Regions from separate parts of the Homo sapiens genome. Here region 2 is linked to region 1. A link is an interaction called in ENCODE POLR2A ChIA-PET data of the cell type or tissue named here. Cell type or tissue: MCF 10A. All regions are shown on one strand.

Region 1 (5,000 bases):
CTGGGAAGGTAGGTCTGTCTGCCAGGTGGGCCTCCCTGCTGGAGGCAGCAGGTTCCCAGGCCCTGTGCGCAGTGTGAAGGGAAGGCCACTTGCTGGGACTTGCCTTCCTGGAGAACACTTGTCCAGACCCCAATCCCAAAGCCACTCCAGCAAGAATGAGCTGTGCTGTCTCCAAACACATCACTGGCCGCATCCCCAAGGTAGGCATCTGATGTGGGCGTGACCACTCCACCTATTTTGTAGTCATGAAAGCCCAGTTTCCATGGCTGGCCTCCTTGATCTCTGCAGAGGATGGGTTTCCTCTGTGGGTGAGCCCTCAGGAGCAGAGGAAGGTCCCTGCATCTCACCTCACTTTACCTCACAGGCCACAGCGGGGCTTCCTAATCTAGGGGTTCTCCATATGTGCCTCCCTGGGCCAGCAGCACAGCGTCATCAAGGAAGCTGCTGGAGAGGCAAATTCTCAGCCACACCCCAGATGTGCTGAATCAGAAACTCAGGGTGGGTCTGGCAGTCTGTGTTTTACCATGCCCTCTGCACACTCGAATTGCCTGGAAAGCTTTGAAAACATAGAGGCTCAGCCCCACTCAGAACAATTGTATCAGAATCGCTGGGGGAGAACATAAGTAGTTTTACAACCCCCAGGTGGTTTCAGCATGCAGCCAAAACACATTTCCCTTCATGACTCATGAGCCTGGGAATGGTTTGAATTTTAGATAAAGGGGAGGGGTTTGGGTCTCAAGCTGAGGTAATACGAAATGTCATTATAACAGACACATGGTGAGAAATACATGTGCTACAGAAAAGGGTGTATTATGCATGTGGAGATTATTTCTTTTACTGAATGTACTTTTCACTTTAGCATTGAAGAAAAAAATCCCCTGTTTTTTTTGGGGGGGATGGAGTCTCACTCTGTCACCCATTCTGGAGTGCAGTGGCTTGATCTCGGCTCCTGATCTCAGGTGATGCGCCGCCCCCACAGCCTCCCAAAGTGCTGGGATTAGAGGCGTGAACCACTGCACCTGGCCTTAAAAATCCCATTTATAATGCAAGTAGTCTTGGCCTCAGATCATGGGAGCTCCTTGGTGCTTCCTCCTCAATTTGGATAAAAAGGCTTCACCCCAGCCACTTTGCACCCCACCCTTCTCTTCAGGATGTGAACTCTCACCTCAGGATGGTGTCTGACTTGAAGCTGATGGGAGTCTGGGCTGAACAGGAAGGGGAGCAATCCCAGGGCTCATCTGTTCCCTCCTCAGTTTGCCCGCTCCCCTCTTTCCCTTCAGCTTTTGTGTTGATTGACGGAGAACACCCTGGCACCAGGTTTGTTCCTGAGGCCATGTCTGCAGAGAGGGGGAGTTGGGGTGGGAAACTTGCCTAACAGCCACTCACAGACTCACCCTGTTTGAAACTCAGTTTCCTCACCTGTAAGATGGGCGTGCACTTACCTATTTTGCGGGGTTACATGACTAAGCACTTGAGTCCACTGCTCTCAGCTCATCCCCATGTAATCCCACAAGGTAGGTATGTGCACACCAGTCTTACAGGTGAAGAAACTGAGTCTCAGACAGATTCATAACCAGCTGGAGGTGGAGCAGGGATGCCCGACTCTAAAGCCCAGCTCCACCTCAATGCACTCTCAGATTTTGAACCCAGAAAGAGGTGATCAGGGAATAAACATTCTCTGTGCTCTCTTTCCACATGTGCTGCGTTGCTGACAGAGCTGCAAGTTCTCCACATTGACTTCTTGAATCAGGACAACGCCGTTTCTCACCACACATGGGAGTTCCAAACGAGCAGTCCTGTGTTCCGGCGAGGACAGGTGTTTCACCTGCGGCTGGTGCTGAACCAGCCCCTACAATCCTACCACCAACTGAAACTGGAATTCAGCACAGGTGAAGCCTCGGGGCCCTACTCATGGGGCTTTGGGGAGGGATCACAAGTGTCTGTGGATGCTGGAGTGGCCCTTTCTGGTCAGTCTGAGCCAGGAGTGCCTTACCCTCCCTGATCCCCAGTTTCTCCATCTGTAATGTGGGAATAATAGCGGGTGTGAAGAGAATAGAATGGGAAGCTCAGTCAGGACCTGGCACATAGTGAGGCTCTGATTCCTTGGCTAAGCAGGGGAGGGGCCAGAGCAGAGAGAGGAGGTGACTCAGCGGGCATCTGCCGTGGTGGGGTCTGGAACATTTTGTAGAGATGAATCATAGGACTGAGGTATGCTGATGCCATAGCGGGGTGGGCTGGAGGCAAGCCAATAATAATGATTAAAATATCATATTTTGGTTGCAAAGATAATAGGAAATGGCTCATGCATTTGTTATAGCTAGGTAAATATATGTGCATAAGTACAACTAGGGGAAGAGAGAAAATGTATTAGATTTTGTGACAGGTGGTGGGATAATGGAGGAGGGTCTTACTTCTTTAATGTTGTTTTTAAGTTTTAAAAATAGATCAAGTAAGCTGGGCATGGCAGCTCATGCCTGTAATCCCAGCATTTTGGGAGGCCGAGGCAGGCAGATCACCTGAGGTCAGGAGTTCGAGATCAACCTGGCCAACATGGTGAAACCCTGTCTCTACTAAAAATACAAAAATTAGCTGGGCATAGTGGCAGGTGCCTGTAATCCCAGCTATTCGGGAGGCTGAGGTAGAATTGCTTGAACCTGGGAGGTGGAGGTTGCAGGGAGGCAAGATAGTGTCATTGCACTTCATCCTGGCGACAAGAGTGAAACTCCGTCTCAAAAAAAAATTAGATCAGGTAGATCTACTTTACAAGATGGCATACAATAGCACTTCCTGGGAGAGCGCTCCTTTTGCTCCTTCTCTGAGTGAACAACAGGCTTAGGGTCTCCTCCAACGTGCTGGTGGAGATCAGTCAGAACAGCCTCCATTCCCTTCATCCAAGATGAAATAAGCACCTACTGTGTGCCATGCCATGAGCTACCTGCTCAACGCATGGACTGGGACCGTGCTGTTGCTGACTTCAGTGACTTTATAGTACCCCTGGGTCCATGTGCATTCCCTCACCCAAAATTTCCTGAGTACTTGCCACATGCCAGGTGTTGCACTGAGCACTCTCCATGTATGACATAGTGTGAATCACTCACTCAACAAATATTTGTTGAGTACCTACTCTGTGCCAGGGAACCCAGAGGTAAAGCAGTTCCTGCCTCCTAGACTTGACTGTACTAGCAGAGAGAGCAGTAAACAAACAAAAGTGCAAGATAATTTCAGACAGGGCCAGATATGATGAAGAAACCAAAAACAAGAGGCTCCTCCAGCAAGACAGAAAGCAGCAGGTCAGGGCGGGGCTGACTCTGTCGGTGCTGACTCTGTCAGGGTTGGAAGGGCTTCCCTGGGAAGTGACCCTGCTGAGACCCACGTCCCACCATGTGAAGAGCTGAGAGCAGGGTGTTCCCAGCCATGAGCACGGCAAGTGCCAGGGCCCTGAGGAGACAACACTTGTGTCACATGCTCTTTGTCATGAGCTAACTCTCTGGGGACCAGAAACCCAGTCATGACAGGGAGGAAAGTGGGGAGCTGGGGAGAAGCCTCACTGAGGGCCACCTGTGGGCTATGGAAAGAGGTTGGATTTGATTCTAGTAGTCCCTGGAGCTCATGACATAAACTGACCGACCTTTCAAACAAGATCCTGCAACAGCTTGCAGGGTAGGCGGTGGCATCTGCCTCCTCCAGACGAGGAGTGAAGGTTAAGCAGTTCCCCTGCATTGCGTGGAGTGAACAAGCATGTTGGTCTGTGGCACGAGCCAGCAGGGTTAAACAAATGGTAACTCGAATGAGCATGTGACAGAGGCAGGAGCTCTAGGGAGACCTGGATCTGATGGGTAAAAAGGGAGGACGTGGAGAGGAGGCAGGAAGCTCATCTAAATTGAACAGAAAACTAAAACTGGACATGTGGGGCAGAAGGAGGCCCCTGCAGAATTAGAGGGGCTGGAGCCAGGGGACAAATGAGCCTGGAAAGGAGGGGTGGGGGCTCCATGAGTGGGCAGTAGGTGGGCCCGAACCAGAGGAGATTGTCTTGGGGGTGGCCCATGGCTGGGCCAATGTTTTCCTTTGGGTGTCTCCAGGGCCGAATCCTAGCATCGCCAAACACACCCTGGTGGTGCTCGACCCGAGGACGCCCTCAGACCACTACAACTGGCAGGCAACCCTTCAAAATGAGTCTGGCAAAGAGGTGAGCACCCACTGGGCTGGCGGGTGGGCTGGCTGGCTTCTGGCGGAATGCTCCTAATGTGAGCAGCCCCTATCCCCTTCCTCACCTGTCAGCTGGTAACATGGTTTAAAGCCATCCACAGCACAGCATGATAGAGGGGCCATGGCTCCAAATGTCTGTTTCCCCACTCAGCCTCCTCCAAGCACACAGTATCGCTGTGGCCAAACCTCCTACATGTCACCCTTCCCCTTTCCATTTCAAAGGGAACAATGTTCACTGGAGGACATGAGCGGAGAGAAGTACATAAAAATAACCCATGGTTCCACCAACTAAGTTACCCATCCTTCCTTCCAGGCTTTTTCTGTGTCATGGTCAAATACAAAATGGGGGTCCATCTCATGCTTCACTCACTTGACAAGACCTAATGGATGTTTTCCACAGTGGCTTCTGCCCGAGTGTGTGGCTTACGGTGGCTGGTTTTCCACCCTTTTTGGGAGCACTGGGTGTTCACAGTTGTCTCCAATCTTCCAGTGTTGTAAAGAACCATGTCTCGGCCAGATCTTTGGACTGGTTTATGGATATTTCCTTGGGCTAAATTCCTAGAAGTTTAATGCTAAGCTAATGCCATGATTTAAAAATGGCAACTACATTGGGTTTTTGTGGAAGCAGAATCTGCTGGTGGAAATGAGATGAATGGGCCAGCTGCTGCTGGAATCCTCGCTAGTGCCCCGGCCTCTTCCTTCCTCTCCCTCCCATCCAGATCCCAGACTCTCAACCCCAATTTTGCATCTGAGTGTTTTTCAGGGTATCATGAAAATCTCTCCTGAGGTGGGCA
Region 2 (5,000 bases), 110 kb after region 1:
CCTGTGAATCTTTGCTCATTTTACTTCATGCAGCCTATGGAAGCCAGCTTTGGAGGGCTGCTCTTGGGGAGTCCAAGAACTATCCATGTTCATTTTTCTGGTCAGTTTTTTTTCCAGCCCATTCCTGTCCCCTACTCTGGTCCCCCAAGTCGTCTCTCCTGGTTCTGCTCATCTTCTCTCACCAGCCTGAGTTGTCCCATGGAATTGGCCCATCCTTTAAGTCACTGTGGATGATGGTGACCTTGTTCAAGCCCCCAACTTATCTTTTCCTTTGTTCTTGGAGGAAGCAGAATGCCTCTGGTGGCCTTGATCTGCCTAATTCAATGCAGTAAGCAGTCACTGAGGAGCAGACAATGTGTGAGGAACTGTAATTTGCTTTCTTTTTCATCTCCTTCATTACCTTCTACCTCATTCATTTTAGGCAGACCAAAGACATTCAGCCCAACCACACCAAAGAGAGGGTGTTGCCCTCAGATGCTTGGTATAGGGGATACGTTTCATTGTGGCTCTGTGTCTAAATATGACTCCAAGTTAGCCTGCTGCTCTTATCCCTTTCTTGTCCCAGCTGTAAAGGATGAGTGACTCTAGTGTGAGAGGATTCTTTGAGTTGCCTCTTCCCAAGATCTGGCTTCTAGAAGTAGCCTATCTTTCCTGGCTTAGAGTGGCTGCCTGCTGGTCTCTTTTCCTCCTCTGTGGGTCTCAAAAGGATCCCCACAGGCCCAAGAGCTCCAGTATCTAGGTAGTTCTCCTGAATTGATTTCTCAAGATGGACAGTCTCAAAGTGGCACACTTTACCTTCTTTAAGTGGCTCAGCTAATGTAATCAGCCGGGCAAGTAGAATCACCATGAGAGAGTCACAAAACCCCATTTCCTACAGAGATGGGAGAGGTTACCAAGCACTGATCGCTGCCACCTGTATCAGAACCTCAATTGAGTCTTCAAGGAGCATAATTATTTTAATTGCATAAACAAGTGTGTCCTTTTATTCTGAATCAGTGAATAGGAATGGCTTCTGGACACCCGTGGATGTGCCCAGCAATAAGGGTGCCACACACCCACTCCCACCTGGACTCCAGGCATAGGGCCTCTGCTGGAGAGCTCAAGGCATTTGCCTATCCACAGGCTGAAACATAGTTGCTGCCCAGTGGAAGGAAATAAATTGGTGGTGATGGTGGTGGTGATGGTGGTGAGGGTTTCTTCTGCTGCTCTGAGTCTAGTTTGATTTAACTTCTTGTTAGCAACTTCCAGTTTTAATTAAATTGCCAGGGGTAGAGAGGTCTCAGAAAACTAATTGATTTTCTGCCAACCCATTTCACTTGGTTTTGTCTACTTGGGATGATAATACATGGAGCCAAGATAGACACTGTCGCCACCTCCATAATTTACCCTGTTTCTTGGGAATGACGAAAAATCTTTGATATAGCCCTCACAGCCCTTTGGAAAGACTGCTGCACTGACCCTGAGCCCTGTTCCAGAGATGCCTGGCAGCACTGTCACTAAACTGGGAGCAAAATCTGACCTTTTCATGTCTTTGGTTTGCTGGTTGTAGCTGAGAGTAGGCTATTTTAAATGAGAATTTGGAAACTTTAGGAAAAGGTGGTTTCTATCTAAAGCCCAAAGGAAGGGAAGATTTTAGTGAGCTGGTGTGTCACCCTGCGCTGCCACTAGGCGGCGAGCCATCAAGTTGCTTCTCAGTTCTCCGACCATTGTGTTGATGGGTTTAGGACTGTGGTTTAACCTCTTAGAGAGGCTTGGGTTTTTAACTAGGGGAGTTTAGGAGAACATTTTTCATTCATAAATGTTTCAGAATACTCCGCACTTGTCACTTCCCTTTGGGATCTTAACTATTTTTCAATGTGAACACTTGTATTTTTCACTAAAATTGAACCAGAATCTTCAAGCCTGCATTGGTGGTTGGAGTCACTATATCTGGGTTCCTTGCCTGCTTAGTGCTGCTAAAGGGGACACTGTTCCTGGCTGAGGGGCTGGGGGTGGGTACAAAGCAGAGAGGCAACCTGCAGAAGCCTTTTGAGGCTAATTGTAATCAAAGTCTCCCAAGCTGATGAGATAACTCTCGCAGACACTTCAAACAAAGGCTTGTGATGAAAACCTCAGAATATACTTACTATTGGTCTGGTACCCATTTACAGGGAGGCTTCTACAGGCTCAGACATGAGCACATGTACACTCAGAGGAATCAGCCTTAGGGCCTGTGTTGGGGCTAGATGACTACTGGAGGGGTAAGGCCCAGGTCAGCCCTGCCTAGGTACCCACTAGATCACTTTTTCTGCTGTGGGCCTGGCCTGACCTGGACGTAAGACTTCATAGATTTGTAGGCTAGATTGATTGCCAGGCAAGCAACAGTGGGCCCAGTGTCTAGAGTCCCTTTCCAGGTAGGCATGGCCTTGATCTCAGCCTACCCCAGTTAAACCAGAGATGTTCCAAGCAGGAGGGTAGAGGTGATGAGTCAGAAGGGGTGGAGAGCTGGGAGGGGTAGCATTCCCAGGATCTTAATTAGTTTATCCAGCTCAGTAAACAATTTCCCACAACTCTGGAAGAGGGACTGGTCATGCTTTATGAAGGGTCAGAATTGGTTTTGGTAAATGCAGAAAGCATTTGGTTTTATGCCCAAAAGACCAAGTGTGTACACCCCCCACTGAAGGAGTAGATTGTGATGCATATGAGCAGGCAGCTACAATTACCAGCCTGTGTTTTCTTTCTCTCTCTAACAGAGCAGAGCAGCTTTTTATTTAGGGCTTCCTTGGTCAACATTCCTTGACTCCAACATTTGTTGTCTAGTGATAAGTTCCAAGACCAAAGCATACATTCATTTCCCTGAGGCAAAAGGTAAAACCAAGGAAAGTGAACCTGACTAATGTTAGACTATAAACCAAGCTTGCCAAATTACAGATTCAAGGAGAGTACAGGGAAGCATAGAAGATAAGGGCCAGGCTGCCTGGGTTAGAATTTTAGCTTACCAGGCACAGTCATCATGTGGCCTTGGACAAATTACATAACCTCTCTGTGACTCAGTTTTCTTGTTTCTAGAATGGAATCCATACCTCCTAGGGTTGTTGTGAACATTAAATGAGTTAATACACCTAAAGTACTAAGAGTGGTGTCTAGCTCATGCTAAACATTAAAAAAAAAAAAAAAAAGATAAGGTCTCCCTTCTTGTAAAATGAGAGAGTTAGACCATCTGGGGTTTCACAGTGTCATCCCACAGGTCAGATCCCACCTGGGAGATTTTTGTTTCATGTAGGGATTTTTTTTTTTTTTAAGGTGGACCTTAAATCAGGGCTAGAAAGTTTGCCACAGCTTCCATCATTCTCTATTAGTTATATGTGGCCCTTTGTTCAGATACATGTAGTAACCTTGCTGACCCCTATAGCCATTTGGGTTTTTATCCTCTGGAGATGGTCTCTAAGGCCTTTTCCAGGTCTACATTTCTGTCTAAATTTGTCAGAAAGAGTCCTTGGGCTGTGAGTGCCCAGTAGTGAAGTGGAATCCTCATTTCTCTATTCCAGCCTTTGTCTTCACACATCAGCAGAATATGGGGTCTGTGGCTTTCTTATGTTGCTTAAAGCATTGTACCCCATCCCCCACCCTGAACAATTGCTTTCCGTTTTCCTAGCCTCCTCCCCAGAGTCACTGCACAGCTATGGCACCATCCAGTTACAGGAGAGTTCCTTGGGCTCATGAGTCTCTAAACCTTCCTCTCTGTCTGACTGCTGGCTATGGTGGAAGAATGGGTGTGTGTGTGTGTGTGTGTGTGTGTGTGTGTGTGTGTGTGTGTGTGTGTTTTAAGCCATTTAAAAATAGGTAAAAATTTCCACTTTAACCCAGTGTCAAAAAAAAACCAGTGGGGCATGGGTTTGTTGTTGTTGTTGTTATTTTGAGACGGAGTTTCACTCTTGTTGACCAGGCTGGAGTGCAGTGGTGCGATCTCAGCTCACTGCAACCTCTGCCTCAGGTTCAAGTGATTCTTGTGCCTCAGCCTCCTAAGTAGCTGGGATTACAGGCATGTGCCACCACGCCCAGATAATTTTTGTATTATTAGTAGAGACGGGGTTTCTACATGTTGGTCAGGCTGGTCTCGAACCCCCGACCTCAGGTGATCCACCCGCCTTGGCCTCCGAAAGTGCTGGGATTGCAGGCGTGAGCCACCACGCCTGGCCAGGGGCATGCATGGTTTTATAGGTAGATTAATTTAGACAGTTGGACCTGGGAAGCTCTATAAATCATCTCCCAAGGCTGTAGAAGAGTTAGTGCATTAATCCCAAAGAAATTAGTCACACCCAGGAGGATGTGCCCACTACATTCAGGGAAAGGTAAACATTTTGAGTGTAAGCATCTCTGGCTGGATTTGTGTACACAGAAATCTCTGTAGATGTATTTTTAAGCACTTAAGACCTGGGACTTAATATTGATTGCTTAGTGTTTAAATTAGAAACAGGTTGTGTTTTGCTGGCTGTGCAAAGTAAAAACCTGGTCCCTGTTGACTTGATTATTTCACCATAAATGAGCTGCTTTTCTTGGCTCAGTGCCTGAGTCCAGCAAAGGCAGGGAACAGCGAGGTTGCTATGGCAGTAATGAAGTCTCTCTTGGGGACTTTAAAGGGGATTCTGCTGGCTCACAGTGGTAAAGGAGGAGTACATAATTAGAGAGGCAAAATTTTATGTAACAACATAGTCTGATTAATTTGGGATTCATTCTTCCACCTATATTACTAAGTGAGATTTCTTTTAGTGTTACACAAATAGGGTGGGCACTGCCATGGGCGTTCACACAGGTTTTGCTTTGCCTGGAATCTTCCTGCCTCTCTGGCCTGACCAGCTCTGCTCATCCCAGGTTTGAGGTCGCCTTTAAACCTGAATGCTAATTGACACTCCTGTGCCCCTACTCCCGCTTCTACCTCACTGTTTGCTCCCTATGGTGAAACTCCCCTACCTCACTGGAACTGCTGGCTTTGGGTCTGCATCCACCTCACTTAGTCTCTA

What was found. Peaks named below come from ENCODE experiments on the same cell type or tissue, not always from the same donor. Only the 100,000 strongest peaks of a DNase experiment are listed, where the experiment ranks them.
Region 2: POLR2A ChIA-PET joins it to region 1 with 5 read pairs; 2 of 35 experiments call an interaction of 5 or more read pairs at or near these places.

Annotation. Positions count from the first base shown.
Region 1 is chr3:44,883,610-44,888,609 of GRCh38, forward strand. TGM4 (transglutaminase 4) reads left to right here. Exons shown (of 14, transcript NM_003241.4): 2 at 1,716-1,889; 3 at 4,080-4,186. Among named protein-coding and RNA genes, the nearest start is that of TGM4, 12 kb to the left of the region's middle. RefSeq lists enhancers at 285-962, 1,988-2,282. In MCF 10A, no CTCF peak of the experiment used is centred here; DNase peaks (open chromatin) are centred at 612, 2,152 and 3,142.
Region 2 is chr3:44,991,105-44,996,104 of GRCh38, forward strand. The region is part of intron 3 of EXOSC7 (exosome component 7); the gene reads left to right. Among named protein-coding and RNA genes, the nearest start is that of EXOSC7, 17 kb to the left of the region's middle. In MCF 10A, a CTCF peak has its summit at 1,672 (motif pointing right); DNase peaks (open chromatin) are centred at 2,487 and 4,547.